2 separate regions of the Homo sapiens genome follow, and region 2 is linked to region 1. Evidence: chromatin loops called from intact Hi-C (ENCODE). Cell type or tissue: OCI-LY7. All regions are shown on one strand. Links, peaks and the distances in the headings refer to the core of each region. The heading gives the core; the rest is flanking DNA.

Region 1 (4,405 bases), core at 147-4,146:
TCTCAGTTGACTTAGTCCTAAAGGCAGCTGTGGGTTGAGGTTCCAACAGCCTCTGGTCTGCTTCATTCCTCAAAGTAATCTCCAAGCCCGAATCCTAGCATGGTGGTAGAGGTGAGGCTCCATAAACCTTAGAAATAGCTCTCCCAGATATGACAACATTTGGGCCTTGGACCAGTGGTCGTGCATCCACTCTACAGTAACAGGGGCTTCTATAGTTAATTTGATTCTCAGTTTTAAGATTACTAGAGAATCAAATGTTGAGTATGCACTTTTGTATGTTAGTGGGATATCTGAAGCAACATTACTGATAAAAAGTAATTGCACATTTCTGGATAGTGATAACTGGAATAATACTCTCTTGTGATAAAAGATACAGTTTTTACATGGTTTGGCATCTTTCTTTAATCAGTACCCATGATTATATAGGTGAGTCTTGCATTCCCTTCTTGGTGAACACATTCCAGACTCATAGATTGGGCATGGTGATGGCAGGCAGTGGAAAAAGCATGGGTTTTTGAGAACTGTGTTTGAATAATTTTTATGCAGTTTGACTTTGGGCAGGGAATTTTATCCTTTCTGAACCGTTTTCTTTCTTTCTCTTTCTTTCTTCTTCCCTCCATGAGTGAATGATTCGTTGTAGTGAGGATTAAAAACACTATGTGTAAAGTGTTCTTTTTGGCATTTTGTACATGAAATAATGTATGAAAACATGATACCTATTATCTGCTTGCTATGAGTTAAGATATCTGTATTTAAGTGGAATTAAATATGAACAACTCTGGGAGTTTGTGATGATCGTTATCCAGGTACCAATTTTTAGATTTACTTTCAAAATCTAAAAATGATATGCAATATCAATTTCTCTTGGTTACAAAGACTGGTGCCAAGGTTTTTCTCCTGATGACATACCCATAAGCCTTGTGAGGAAATAAAGTAATTTAAATATGAGCTTAATGCCAGCACAGCCATAGAAGTAAATACATGTCTATAAAATGAAGCACTTAATTCCTTTAAGTAGCTGCCTTTTAGGTTCTTTTCTGAACTGACCCCTTTTTGGCCCCCAGGCTCTGATGTGTAAGGCTGGACCTGTGCTGTGCTGAATTTCAGGAGAGAGTGTACAAATGTTACTCACAGTGTGAGTAGTGAGAGATGGAGTGCAGGCCAATCTTCTGCAGCTGGGAAGAGCAATTAGCAGCTTCATGAATTAGGGTCTTGTTTACACTGTTGTCCAAGATAATCATTTGTTTGTTTTAACTAAGATGCTCTATCTTCATCAGAGGCATCAATCCTCATATTTAAATGATAAAGTCTTTGAATTTCACAGATAATGTTTGGATTTCACAGCGGGAACCCCACACAGCACATATTCTCTCTTGCTGACTTTGATAATCAAGACATGAGCTATGTATATTGCAAGTTTTTCTTCAAATAGATATGAAAACACGATGTCATCTATTCTTGCAACATTTTTTACACAGACCCATTTTAAGAAATACTTTTAACATTACGTCCCAGCACACATACATACATGCTTGTGAATGCACACAGAGTCCACAAACACTTGTGTTCTTCATGTAGACACAGCACACAAGCTCAGATTTTTTGGTTAAATTTATGCCTTCAAAACACATTTTAAAATATGATAATATGAATATAATATAAATAGTTAATATTTTAAGCAATTGAAAAATTAATACACCTTTCTGGGTTTAGATGATTAGAAGACATTTATAGAAGACATTTACATTTTTAGAAACATGCATTCATTTCCTATTGTATTCTAGACATCTTGGCGGGTCCTAGAGACCCAGAGATAAACAAAGCACAATCCCTGCCCTTGGTGAACTTACAGCCTGACTCTCATATCATTTCAAGGCCCTAGGATAAGTGCTGGAGTGCAGGTGTGTAGCCTGATAGAGACATCAAGGTGAACACAGAGGAGGAACAGATCATGAAAAGTGGGCGGTAGAGAGCTAGGAGATTTGTTAGTAAAGGGTTGAATCTCATTTTGTTGGTTAATATACAAGTTTAAAGCAGTAATTCATCACATGTTGTAAGATGAGTTTCTCAAAAGGAGAAAACCTTTAGAGAATAAAGGTGGCTGGTGTGTTGTTCTGACTGATGGAGGGGCTTCCTGTTTTATACCAAAAGCACTGTATTGTTCAGGAGCAGCTCAGTCAAAAGACATTGGTCCACAATGACACCTGGGTGTGTAAAGAGTCACATAAGTTCTTGTAATAAAAACATCAGAGAGCTGTTTTATGACAAGAGTCACAGGTGTGCATTGCACCATCTGCTGGCATAGGGAGAGCATGAGAGGCTTTGCCAAGGGACAGATCAATGTTCTAGCCCTGACAAGCCTTCCTGGCATCCTTCTCAGGGATTCTCAGCTTTTGGACCTTGACTTCTTTCCCCTTTTTGACATAGAGCAAAGCAAGAGGTGGTTTAATAAATAATCATGAGGTATCACTTCTAAATTACTGAAAAATCTTTTAAATATCTGCATTTACATGGTTCTTTCCATTTCCTCCAGGAGAACACAGGGGGCTGGTCTATTCCCAATTCTGAATAAAACACAAGATGGTATCTATAAATGATCGGCCCAGCCACCAGAGGACCTCTTGCTCTCCTGCATTTCTTTGAATTTGTTCTTAGCCTCAGCTTCTGCCTCTGGGCCCCATCCTTCCAGATGTGAGCAGGCCAAACTCTTACTCTGCTTCCACCCCCTTATCCGCACATACACCATAAAAGTGCACCTCACTTTTTGCCCCTTCAAACTATCCTTGCTATTGGCTATAGTCTTTGCCCTCGAAATCTCTTCTGTGCCATCCTTGGAGAAAGGTCTGGAAAAGGAGAGCAATACTTGAACTCTCAAGGAAAGACAGAGGAAAGTTGCTTCTAACTCTCAAGTGTGTGTAACAAGAGGTTAAGATAATGACTAACTTCATTCTCAAAGTTCACTTCTTGGGGGATAATTATCAGATTCTTGATGGGTATTTATCAGTAAGGAGAATGACTAACTTTTGACTGAGGATTTTGAGTAAATGCTTCTATTCTTTTTTGTGGGGTACTACTCTCTTTATCTTACTGGATGGGAGATAGTTGTGGGTTTTTTTCCCTAAATAATGAATTAGTCTAATTTAACCCTTTATCTTGAAAATTAGTGAACAATCCTATAATGACTCATTTGGAAGTCACTGCTTAGCATACTTACTGAAAAACAAAGAAAATATGTAGTTGGAAAGCTAAATTGAGTAACTCCTTGTTTTTAGCAGATTATAAATTTCTTAAAGGCAGGTACAGGGCTAAATCTATCTTTGCATCTCACAATTTTTAGCAGACTTTTTTACACCTAGTAGGAGCTGGGTAAATAATAGTTTATCAACTTCACTGGCATAACAAGGCCTAATTACACACATGATCACATACACATGGATTACCTGTACAATTGAAACTGGACCCTCCAGGAGAGCGAGTGCTTTACTTTGACCAATTTAAATACAAATCTCAGCCTTGTAAAACATCAAATACAGAATATAATTTAATATTCTCTCATTGATTCATTGTCATAGTATGAAAATCAGTTATTGAGCTATATCGTGAGAATGGTGAATTTGTGCTGTTAAAACTTCACCTCCTCCAGGCATATCCACAAGGAGAAATGGCAAACAATGGGACAAAAAGAGGAAAAGAGATAAAGTGACTCTGTCAGTCTTTACCAGTAAAAGTCATGGAATACTGCTCAGCACATAGAAACATGCTGTAAGTGTTAGTTGCTGCTATAATTATTTAGGCAGCTCCTTTATTAGAATCTTTGAACTGCTAGTATACATTCTCTGCATGGAGTATAGAAACTTGAAAATAAATACAGCATAAAGAAATCAGAACACTTATAAATTTCTTATGACCGGCTATAAAATTCAAAAAATCAACAGTATTCAATTCTCATTGACCTTTTTATGTCCTGCCTCATCTCTCAAAAGAGTACTTTTGTAGGCAACAATAATACATATTTCCTGGAGAGAGAATGAGGCACAGTGGATGCCTTTGTATTTATTGTGTTACCTTGGGCAAGTTCCTTGACCTTACTGAATTTTAGTTGTTCCATGTGTATAAAGGAGACAGTGACATACCTGTTTCTGGTTGTGAGGTAATAAATGAGATACTTTGTAAAAGTTTTGAAACACTTCATGGGCACTAACTAATTTGTAATCATAGTATCTTGAATGCCTATTATGTGTCAGGCCTGGTGTTAGCTATTGGTGATTTTAAAATTAAGTTTGAGGATATAATTTTCGGAGGTGTTCACAAGTAGACATACTTTGGATTTGAGATTAGAGAATTATGTAGCATTATAGTGGCCTCTGAGAGTTAAAGGTCAAAATAGGATGAGATTTCAGGTGTA
Region 2 (4,405 bases), core at 145-4,144, 250 kb after region 1:
TTCAAGGAACATAAAATGTACCATATATTTTGTTGAGAAAAATTATATACTTACTTTACAGGAAGGGAGTCTTGATCCAGACCCCAAGAGAGGGTTCTTGGATCTCACACAAGAAAGAATTCAGGCCAAGTCCATACAGTAAAGTGAAAGCAAGTTTATTAGGAGAGTGAAGGAATAAAAGAACAGCTATTCCATAGACAGAGCAGCCCCAAGGGCTGCTGGTTGTTCATTTCTATGATTATTTCTTTATGACCCCAATGGCTGCTGGTTGTCCATTTTTATGGTTATTTCTTGAGCAAATGCTAAACGAGGGGTGGTTTATTCATGCCTCCCCCTTTTAGACCATAAGTGGTAACTTCCTGATGTTGCCATGGCATCTGTAAACTGTCATGGCACTGGTGGGTGTATAGCTGTGAGGATAAACTGAGGTCACTCTTGTGGCCATCTTGGTTTTGGTGGGTTTGGGCCGTCTTTGTTACTGTGACTTGTTTTATCAGCAAGGTTTTTATGACCTGCATTTTGTGCTGACCTACTATCTCATCCCATGACTTGGAATGCCTTAACCATCTGGGAATGCAGCCCAGTAGGTTTCAGCCTCATTTTACCTAACTACTATTTAAGATGGAGTTGCTCAGGTTCACACACGTCTGACACCTACACATATATGGAATAACACAGAGATTTCAATAGTAGTGCCATTTAAAGCACCAAACAGAAACCACAAAATTTTTATTAATTAGGGCTAGTAAAAGAAAATGTGATACATCAATAAAACAGCATACCACATTAAATACTACGTGTATGTCTTTGTTCAAGAGAAAATCATAAGGTACAGAACATTGTGTGAATATTATTGTTCCGCTTGGATTTACTGGAAGAATGTATACTGTACATGAAACTGGGAGATTAGGATTATAGCTAGTGTTAGGGTTAGTGTTTGGGGCAGAAGCTCGAAAGTCAAGCTTACAAGGAAGACTAAGTTTTCACTGTATATTCTTTATAATATTTAAATTTTTACCAGATGCTTACATTAGCTTTTTTTTAAAGAAAAGATAACATCTCCAGATGATTTAGACAAAAGACAAGACATGTAAAAATTGCAGAGAAATCTGAGACAAGGCTTAATATTCAAATAAAACCAGAATGAATTTCAGAATATTCCTTCCAAAGCATTCTTCTTTTAAGATATGACATTATAGCTCAAGGGATCAGAGTCAATATTCTTGGATAGCTAGAACTTTTTGTAATGACTTTCCTGTTCTTTTTGTTCCAAGAGTATCACCTTCATTTAGTATATACCTGAAAGAGTCAGGAAAACTTACTTGGTGCTAGTTAGTTGCAGGTTTTGGCAGCCAAGGCTGTAGATAAGCAAAGGGGAATCTTTCAAATTTCTCATTTATGATATTTAAAAACACATTTAATCTGTGTGAGCAGGTTTAGAAGTACTGTAAATCATTTTGTGTGAATTGTAATGATAAATTATAGACTGAAGAACGCCCTGAGAGTAGGTATGATGTTTCGTATGCCTGAATGGTCTTGGACTGGGACATTGCCCAAGTCCCAAAGTACATTGGCTTCCTTATAAAAGTATTTCCAACTGTTTTAGCTAACTCTTCTTTCTGTCCTCAAAGTTACCAAAGAACACAGAAATTATGCAAAAGTGGGTTCTAATACAGTTTTACTTTTATATAGATAAGGCATATAATCCCACTAAAATTTGTTATATACAAATGAGTCAAAGATGACTTTTGTGAATTGGCCCCTAGGTTGCTTACTTCTTCAGTATAACTGAAATTTTTATATAGCAGATGGTTTTAAACATAGCCCAAACAAGCACATTTTAGCCATTTAGAACCTGACTGCTTTGCATACGATGGTAAAAATCTGGTAGCCATAGATGAGAATAATTTCTGGTGCTGTTGAGCAGACATCACTCAGATAGGTAAGCCTCCTTTCTGATCTTCCTCTCCCCAGGAATTCCCTTTCCCTCTTCCTCTTCTGAGTAGAAACCCCCACTGCCTCTAGCCTCTGGCCAGATGCCTGCTATGAAGGACTTGCCTGCATGCAAACCTGTCAAAGCAACACTCAATAAAGCTTGTGTGCGCTACTGCCACCTCGTGGTCGATTATTTTCCTTACTTAGCCCCCAAATCCCTTGAATTGTAGCTCCTCCAAATTGAAATGATTTTTTTTTGAATTATAGTAATATAACTTCGAGATAATTACCTAGTTCTGATTAGAAGATGCAATTTGTAGGGTGAAAATAAATTGTTGTTAACTTGCCTTGGAGAAAAAAACTGAATTGCATGGGTTATCACTACAAAGAGGTTGAACTTTCTCATTTCTAATTTACAGTCTGAAGATAATGAGCTATTGTTAGGTTATGTAGTCGACTTAAGGTCACATAATTAATGACCTCTTAGGTTTTGAACTTAGGATATTGTTTAAAGAAAAAGCTTAGACTAATAAAATTTAACAGAATTTAACTGAGCAAAGACTGATTCGTAGAATCGGGCAGCACCCAGAACCAGAATACGTTTAGAGTGGCCCCAGGGCTGTCACGTGGTCAGACAACTTTTAGGGACAGATAAAGAACAGTGATTTACAGAAAATGGAAATGAGCTACAGAAACAGCTGGATGGGTTACAGTTGAGCCTTCAGTTAATTTGAATCTGCCTTCAACAGTTGATTGCTGGTGATGGGCTGAGACTGTTTCTTTTTAATAGAGTAGGTTACTGTCTGTTTACACATCAGATGAGGTTACAGTTAAATATGTTGGATGAAACCTTTAAGTTTGATATTTCCTTTTTCCAAATTGTCTGTCTTTTCTTCTTTTACAAAGTAATAAGGTTTATCTTCTTTTTCTATCTTCTCTTAATTTTTTAAATTGATGGAATTTGAGTTTTTACTTCAAATTTCAGCTATTATAAACAAATAATTTTGTGTTTTGTGCTGTATTGGCCCGTTCTCACACTGCTATAAAGAAATACCTGAGACTGGATAATTTATAAAGGAAAGAAGTTTAATTGACTCACAGCTCCACATGGCTGCAGAGGCCTCAGGAAACTTACAGTCATGGCGGGGAGGCAAAGGAGAAGCAAGTACTTTTTTAACAAGGTGGCAGGAGAGGGTGAAGAGGGAAGAGGCCATTATAAAACCATCAGGTCTCATGAGAACTCACTCACTATCAGGAGAACAGCATGAGGGAAACTGCCCCCCATGAGCCAATCACCTCCCACCAGGTCCCTCCCGCAACACGTGGGGATTACAATTCCTATTGCAATTTGAGATGAGATTCTGATGAGGACACAGCCAAACCATATTTTGTGCATTAAACAATCTTACGCATTTAACCTTACACTTATGTGATTATTTATGTATCTTTCAAAAGTCTTGGTTGCAAGTAACAGAAACCAAACCTGGTTACCTTAAAAAGTAAAAAAGAGTGCATCGAGGGGCCGTATTTTCCTCATGGAGATGAATGGAACCTGGGAGAGAACTTTGAAGATAAGTAGGAATCAATTAAACTCCAGAGGGCTGGGCAGCAGGAATGCTAGGGAAGGGTTTCAGCACAACAATTCATTCATTAAAGTCATTACAATGAAACAAAACATCTCTAAACTGCCTTACCACCCTGTGACATCAACTTGAGGAGATAAAGTTATGGGAGCCAGCTCCTGATTGGCAGAAGTCACTTGTTTTCTGAGTGAGGAGAGGATGCATGCGACCACTTCAGCTTCCATAGAGGACAGTTGCTTCTACCTGACAGGTATCTCCAAATCACATAGGTGAAAAGAGTGCACTCATTATGGGTTTAAATTGCATTTTAGGAAATTTGAAAATTTTGAGTTAAGATAAGAATGTTTTAAAAATAAAATCCATTTGACTTCCCATTTTCTATTAGGGTATGAGTCATTTTCTTACTAATTAGTAAGAGTTATTTCTATAATAAGACAATTAGTTCTCTGTTACAGGTAATTAAAATATTAAAAATTGATTTGACTTTTTATTATATATTTTAATATGCATATGTATCATTTTCTTTTCCTTCTATGCACTATTTTGCTAGTCTTACAAAGTCATCTCCAACTGCAAGATTATTGTCATAAAAACAAAGCAAAAGCCTCTTGTTCTTATTTTAAAAACTTCCATGGTTTTGTTTTCAGTATCTAAAAATTCTACCCATTACCTGGAATTTATTTTAATACTAGAAATAAAGCAGCATTCAAGCTTTATTAATTTTAAAAAATTGATTTGTTGGTTGCCTCTTGTCTCAAATGACTAAAATGCTATCTGCATCATAAAATTAATTCTTACATATATTTAGCTTTACTTTTGGACAATGCATTATTTTCTGTATATTTTAATTATTGTATACTTATATATGTTTTAAAATCTGATTGGAC

Evidence for each region. Peaks named below come from ENCODE experiments on the same cell type or tissue, not always from the same donor. Only the 100,000 strongest peaks of a DNase experiment are listed, where the experiment ranks them.
Region 2: it touches region 1 in a loop (2.1-fold over the local background); 7 of 110 quality-filtered maps call a loop at or near these places.

What each region holds. Positions count from the first base shown.
Region 1 is chr3:35,657,706-35,662,110 of GRCh38, forward strand. The region is part of intron 1 of ARPP21 (cAMP regulated phosphoprotein 21); the gene reads left to right. Among named protein-coding and RNA genes, the nearest start is that of ARPP21-AS1, 7.9 kb to the left of the region's middle. In OCI-LY7, for the core only: CTCF peaks have their summits at 2,282 (motif pointing left) and 2,482; a DNase peak (open chromatin) is centred at 2,256; H3K4me3 peaks cover 309 bases; H3K27ac peaks cover 578 bases.
Region 2 is chr3:35,906,464-35,910,868 of GRCh38, forward strand. No RefSeq gene overlaps it. Among named protein-coding and RNA genes, the nearest start is that of MIR128-2, 160 kb to the left of the region's middle. In OCI-LY7, for the core only: CTCF peaks have their summits at 2,122 (motif pointing left) and 2,329; a DNase peak (open chromatin) is centred at 2,098.